2 separate regions of the Homo sapiens genome follow, and region 1 is linked to region 2. A link is a loop called in an ENCODE intact Hi-C map of the cell type or tissue named here. Cell type or tissue: endothelial cell of umbilical vein. All regions are shown on one strand. Each heading gives the region's core, and the rest is flanking DNA. Links, peaks and the distances in the headings are about the cores only. Region 1 has its middle 17 kb from the start of GPR151. Region 2 overlaps RBM27-POU4F3 (RBM27-POU4F3 readthrough).

Region 1 (2,922 bases), core at 158-2,657, 240 kb before region 2:
AAAGTGCTGTGATTACAGGCGTGAGCCACCATGCCCAGCTCAAGCTATGTATCTTTAACCTAATGTGTGATAAGAAGCCACTGAAGGATTTTAAGAGTGAAAGGGAAGAACACTGAAGTAGGAAAGACTTGATCCAATCTGAGTTTTGAAAAAATGGCTGTGGTTTCTGTGTGGTGAGAAAGGACAATCTTGAGGGAGGCCAGTGTCCAGGCAGATAGGCCTATTAGGAGGCAGCTGCAGCAGGAATTGAAAGCAAACCCTGAGTATAGCCAGAGGGTCACTATAGTACCCAAATCAAAAGTCAAGAAACCATACTGACAAGTGTGGAAGTGGTTACAGGGAAACATGACAGAATATTTAAAAGTCAACCAATCCCACAAAACCTGGAGTGTGTGGTCCTGCCCACAGCAGTAGGAAAAGTGATGGTTTTATAATAAATGCTCAAAAAGTAATTTATTATTTGGAGGAAAATTCTTGTCTAACAGGTCAACTTCTATTATACTTCAGGATTCCAAACCAAAAATTTCTTAACACCTTGAAATTTTCCTCCCAGTGGAGACTGCATGAATTTCCCCTGAAATGTTAAAGCAGCTCTACCTTTGTTTTCTGTAGTATTCCCCTCTCCTCCCTTTTGAGGAAATGCTATGGAAATGTCCTTTTATATAAAGAGACAAAAAAGTCTGGGCTGTCAATCACATTCCTAGGATACTATAGGGCTGGGAAGACCATAGGTCAAATTCAACGCACTGGCAGCTTTTATTTTTCTTTTCCCCAAGCAATGCTTTAAAAGAAATTGAGCAACTTTTTTTAATAATCTATCTTCTTTAATGCATATATATTTTTCTTTTTTTTTTTTTTTCATTTTAAGTTCTGGGATACATGTGCAGAACGTGCAGGTTTGTTACATAGGTATACATGTGCCATGATGGTTTGCTGCACCTATCAACCTGTCATCTAGGTTTTAATCCCTGCGTGCATTAGGTATTTGTCCTAATGCTCTCCCTCCCTGAGCAACATTTTTAAATCAGAAAATTTCACTGAGAACTCTGGAATGTTTTCATCTCTTGAAAAATCATAAGCCCCGAGCCTGCAACACTAGGGTTTTCTCTCCACAGGCAACTATCAGCTAGAATCAAATGCAAGCCAGTCCTCTCAAGATCTGAGATCTCCTCTCCAGTTCACTAAGGTCTCCACCACCCACACCAGCTAAGCACGGAAGTCACACAGGTTACACAGCATTTGTGCTCTCAAGGTACTGGACTCTGCCGCCCTCTGTTGGCCAAATCTGTGCAACTGTAGAAAACTACCAAATTATTGAGGCCTGTTATCACCTGCAACTAGATCAGCCACTAAAAATCAAAGTTCTCTTTATCCATATTCCTGACCTTCCAGCATAAGATGATATGTATTCAAGAAATGTAAACTAGGCCGGGTATGGTGGCTCACGCCTGTAATCCCAGCACTTTGGGAGATGGAGGCAGGCGGATCACTTGAGGTCAGGAGTTGGAGACCAGCCTGGCCAACATGGCAAAACCCAGTCTCTACTAAAAATACAAAAGTTAGCCAGGCATGGTAGTGGATGCCTGTAAATCTAGCTACTCGGGAGGCTGAGGCAGGAATCACTTGAACCCGGGAAGCAGAGGATGCAGTGAGCCAAGATCATGCCACTGTACTCCAGCCTGGGTGACAGAGCAAGACTCTGTCAGAAAGAAAGAAAAGAAAGAGAGAGAGAGAGAGAGAGAGAGAGAGAAAGACTAAATTTGACCTTAACAGGCCATCACTTAAAAATGAATGGGGAGGCCAGGTGCAGTGGTCACGCCTGTAATCCCAGCACTTTGGGAGGCCGAGGCGGGCAGATCATAAGGTCAGGAGTTTGAGACCAGCAGGGCTAACATAGGGAAACCCCGTCTCTACTAAACACACACACACACACACACACACACACACACACACAATTAGCCAGGCCTGGTGGTGAGCACCTGTAATCCCAGCTACTTGAGAGGTTGAGGCAAAGAGAATCGCTTGAACCTGGGAGGTGGCAGTTGCAGTGAGCCAAGATCGCACTCCACAGTCCAGCCCAGGCAACAGTGTGAGACTCTATCTCAAAAAAAAAAAAAAAAAGTGAATGGGGATACCAAATATCAAATAAAAAATTCTCTGTTATTATACTTTGGATTTTCTGAGGGGGTTGGGACAGAGGGGGGGTCTCAATCTCTGTTGCCCGGGCTGGATTTCAGTGGCACGATCACAGTTCACTGCAGCCTGAAACTTCAGGGCTCGAACAATCCTCCCATCTCAGCTTCCCAAGTAGCTGGGACTACAAGCGTGCGCCATCACGCCAAGCTAATTTATATCTATATATATATACATAGATATAGACATATATAGATATATATATAATAGACGTAAATTTATGTATTTCTCTATATATATAAAAATAATTTTTTAAGATGGGGTCTCACTATATTGCCCAGGCCAGTCTCAAACTCCTGGCTTTAAATAATTTTCCTGCTTTGGCCTCCAGAGTAGCTGAGATTACAGGCACAAACCACCACCCCCAGGTTATACTTTAAATTTGTGAGAATTCAGGATTGCTTTATTTACATAACAAAGCTTTAATCTTTCCCAAAAATATTTTATGTATTAAATAATTTCCCAATACATATTTTCCAAATTAAAGCATATTAATTTGGTCCCAAAGTTTTCATGAGCTACACTGCATTTAGCCATCCCAAAGCTTGTGGTGTTAAACTTCTTGTCAGAGCATGGTGCTCACAATAGTCATTGCAGGGGCCAAAACAAAACAGGAGGCTCTTTGTCACTGAGTTACTGCGAAGTACAACTCTTCAAGCAGGGAGGAATCACCACCTCATAGGGCATTCCCAATCTGCATGCAAAGATTTTATAGCCCACTCCACCTTA
Region 2 (2,922 bases), core at 89-2,588:
ATTCAATGGCACAATGTTAGAATATATATTTTTAGATATCAAAATTGGTTCACTTTAAATTGTTGATGGCTAAGTGAACTCTAAATTAAGTGCAAAATTTAATTCAAAGCCAAATAATCTTTTATTGATTTATAGCCCTTAAAGAGTTGTAGTTGTGGGCCAGGCACGGTAGCTCACGCCTGTAATGCCAGCACTTTGGGAGGCCGAGGCGGGTGGATCACAAGGTCAGGAGTTGGAGACCAGCCTAGCCAATATGGTGAAACCCCATCTCTACAAAAATACAAATAGTAGTCGGGCGTGGTGGCACATGCCTGTAGTCCCAGCTACTCGGGAGGCTGAGGCAGGAGAATTGCTTGAACCTGGGAGGCGGACGTTGCAGTGAGCCGAGATTGTGCCACTGACTCCAGCCTGAGCCACAGAGCGAGACTCCGTCTCAAAAAAAAAAAAAAGAAGAAAGAGCTGTAGTTTTATGGACTTCACAGCTTTTTAAAAAATATACAAATAAGTACTGCAGAGTGATTTGAATTGCATAAAATGTAGCACCAATATATTAATATTCCACTCCCTTCCCAAGACAAGTAATGACAAAAATATAAAACTGTAGGCAAGTTTAAAACGTCACTGAGTTGTCTTGCTTCTAAAATTAAAAACTACAAAATACCCTTCAAGAAAAAACATCAAGTAAAAAAAAAAAAAAAGGAAAAACAGAAGATAAAGTAATAACATTTTATATTCAAAATAGTTTCTACAATGTCACGGCAAGGAAGACAGTGACTTTAAAATGCACTCCATCAGGCAACTCAATAGGCTGTTTTTCCAAACTGTAATTTTGAAAGCCATATAGTGGGTCCTGACAAGAATTTTTATCTAATAGGATGAAAATATCAGGTGCATATTGGGTAGGTATTGTTTTGTAAACTTTTGTTTCGTGTGTGTATACTGGGTTGCAATGCAAAAGGTGTCTCATTTTGAGTTGCTGTGAAAAAAGATTCAGTCCCTGTTCCAAGACTAAATTTTGCCCTTTGGAGCCCCCTACAGGCTCTAAATGTTAATAACGTAAATCCTAAAGTAAATAAATAGCCCCACTGTTGGAGGGTGGTTCAGAAACTACCATTCAATAATTTATGCAGGAATACATGTTTACATAGATAAATAGGTAGCGTTTGGTCTAAGAACTCGAACTGACTATGTGAATAGTCTCAATCTTGAAGCAAAATTATCCTCAAGAAAAAATTAATTTGGCAAGGTATTAGCCCTTACAAATTAAATTTAAAATTAGAAGAAATATATCAGTATCTCACAGTGATAGAAGTCTGGAGGCAAACTAAGAAGTAAAATCACAAGGACTTTAGAAAACTATTAATAAGACATTCATCTTTATAAGGTTTTTACAAAGGCGTGTTAAGAATTTAATCAACAGAAATGGCTAAGTGCTGAAAAGGCGTGTTTCCGCCCCTATATTTGCCTTCAAAGAATTGAGTAAATTACAATTTTGAACAATCAAGTGCTAAACCTGAACTCCAACTCTACATATTATTTTAAGAATTAGTAGGTCACTATATTCAAACTAGTAAAACTCTTATGAAGTTGGCTGGGGGTGGTGGCTCAAGCCTGTAATCCCAGCACTTTGGGAGGCCAAGGTTAGAGGATCACTTAAGATCAGGAGTTCACGACTAGCCTGGCCAACACAGTGAAACCCTGTCTCTACTAAAAATACAAAAATTAGCCAAGATCATGCCACTACACTCCAACCCGGGCAACATAACAAGACTCCATCTCAAAAAAAAAAAAAAAAAAAAAAAAAAAAAAAAAAAAAAAAAAACACCTCTATGAAGTGGTCAGAAAACTGAAGTGGAAGTGAGGTCAGAAATTCAGGCTTATCTTTATCTAAAACAAGCTAAGCGGTCTTCTTTCCTTGCTGCTCTTTCACAAAAAAATAATTTAATACAATTGCAAAGAAAAAGTAACAGCAATGTTAATCGTGCTTATGTTAACGAACACCACTACCACCACCACCACCACAAAAAGAAATGCTTGCAGAAGCCTAAGAGTAGATGGAAACACAAATAACTCACAATCATCCAACACTATTCTGCCCTTGATTTCACCCCATATCAAATTGCCTATCTTAGAATGTTGAAATGGTTTAGTTAACCTAAGGTCAACTGGAGAACAGGGAAGAGGCCAAATGGTAGATGATCCTGTTGAAAGGAGAGATCTTGGCAATAAAACCAATTTAGCATAAATGAAGGTGATTCATAATACAAGCAGTAGCAGTAGATTGCCTTTTCTTTTTTCTTTTCTGGGTCAATTTTGGTTGGTCTCTCAAGTTAGGTCTTTCAGACTAAAAATGAACATAAAATGAGCAGCTCTGCACAGCAAGGTAATGTTGGTCCATTTAGTCTAAAGCAACCCTATCATCCAATATCCCCACATGTTGATAAACACAATTCTGTGTTTACGGTAACATATCTAGATCCAGATTTGACTGTATGCTGGGGCTTATTCAAAATTTATCCTTGGCTTTAGCACAATTTACTTCAAAATCAGTAAAAATATCACATAAAATCATTAATTTCTGTTAATGAGAGCTCCATCTTAGTAAAACATTTGATTTGTTCAATAGATATAACTATGTTCAGAATTTGCCTGCTCCCTCCAAAAAAGTCCCAGAACTAATGTTTATTGTAAATATATTTAGGATTAATTATGATCTACTCAAAGCAAATGGTGACAAACAGCTTATTTGCTATTTACATAATACATAAAATAAATTTTATTTGAAAGGAATGAAAATAACTTTACTCTCATTCTTTGAGTATTTTCTTGTATAAGCTGAAATTCAAAGAATGTTCCTTCTTAAACAATGCATAATCATTGGAGGGGGAATTTTATAATAGCATTTTTTAAAATGGGAAAACC

Evidence for each region. Peaks named below come from ENCODE experiments on the same cell type or tissue, not always from the same donor. Only the 100,000 strongest peaks of a DNase experiment are listed, where the experiment ranks them.
Region 1: a loop joins it to region 2, with 4 times the contacts of the local background. A loop is called at or near these places in 2 of 110 quality-filtered maps.

What each region holds. Positions count from the first base shown.
Region 1 is chr5:146,531,789-146,534,710 of GRCh38, reverse strand. No RefSeq gene overlaps it. Among named protein-coding and RNA genes, the nearest start is that of GPR151, 17 kb to the right of the region's middle. In endothelial cell of umbilical vein, for the core only: a CTCF peak has its summit at 1,272 (motif pointing left); a DNase peak (open chromatin) is centred at 1,270.
Region 2 is chr5:146,289,770-146,292,691 of GRCh38, reverse strand. All of the region lies in intron 18 of RBM27-POU4F3 (RBM27-POU4F3 readthrough), which reads right to left. Among named protein-coding and RNA genes, the nearest start is that of POU4F3, 48 kb to the left of the region's middle. In endothelial cell of umbilical vein, for the core only: a CTCF peak has its summit at 1,041 (motif pointing left); a DNase peak (open chromatin) is centred at 1,021.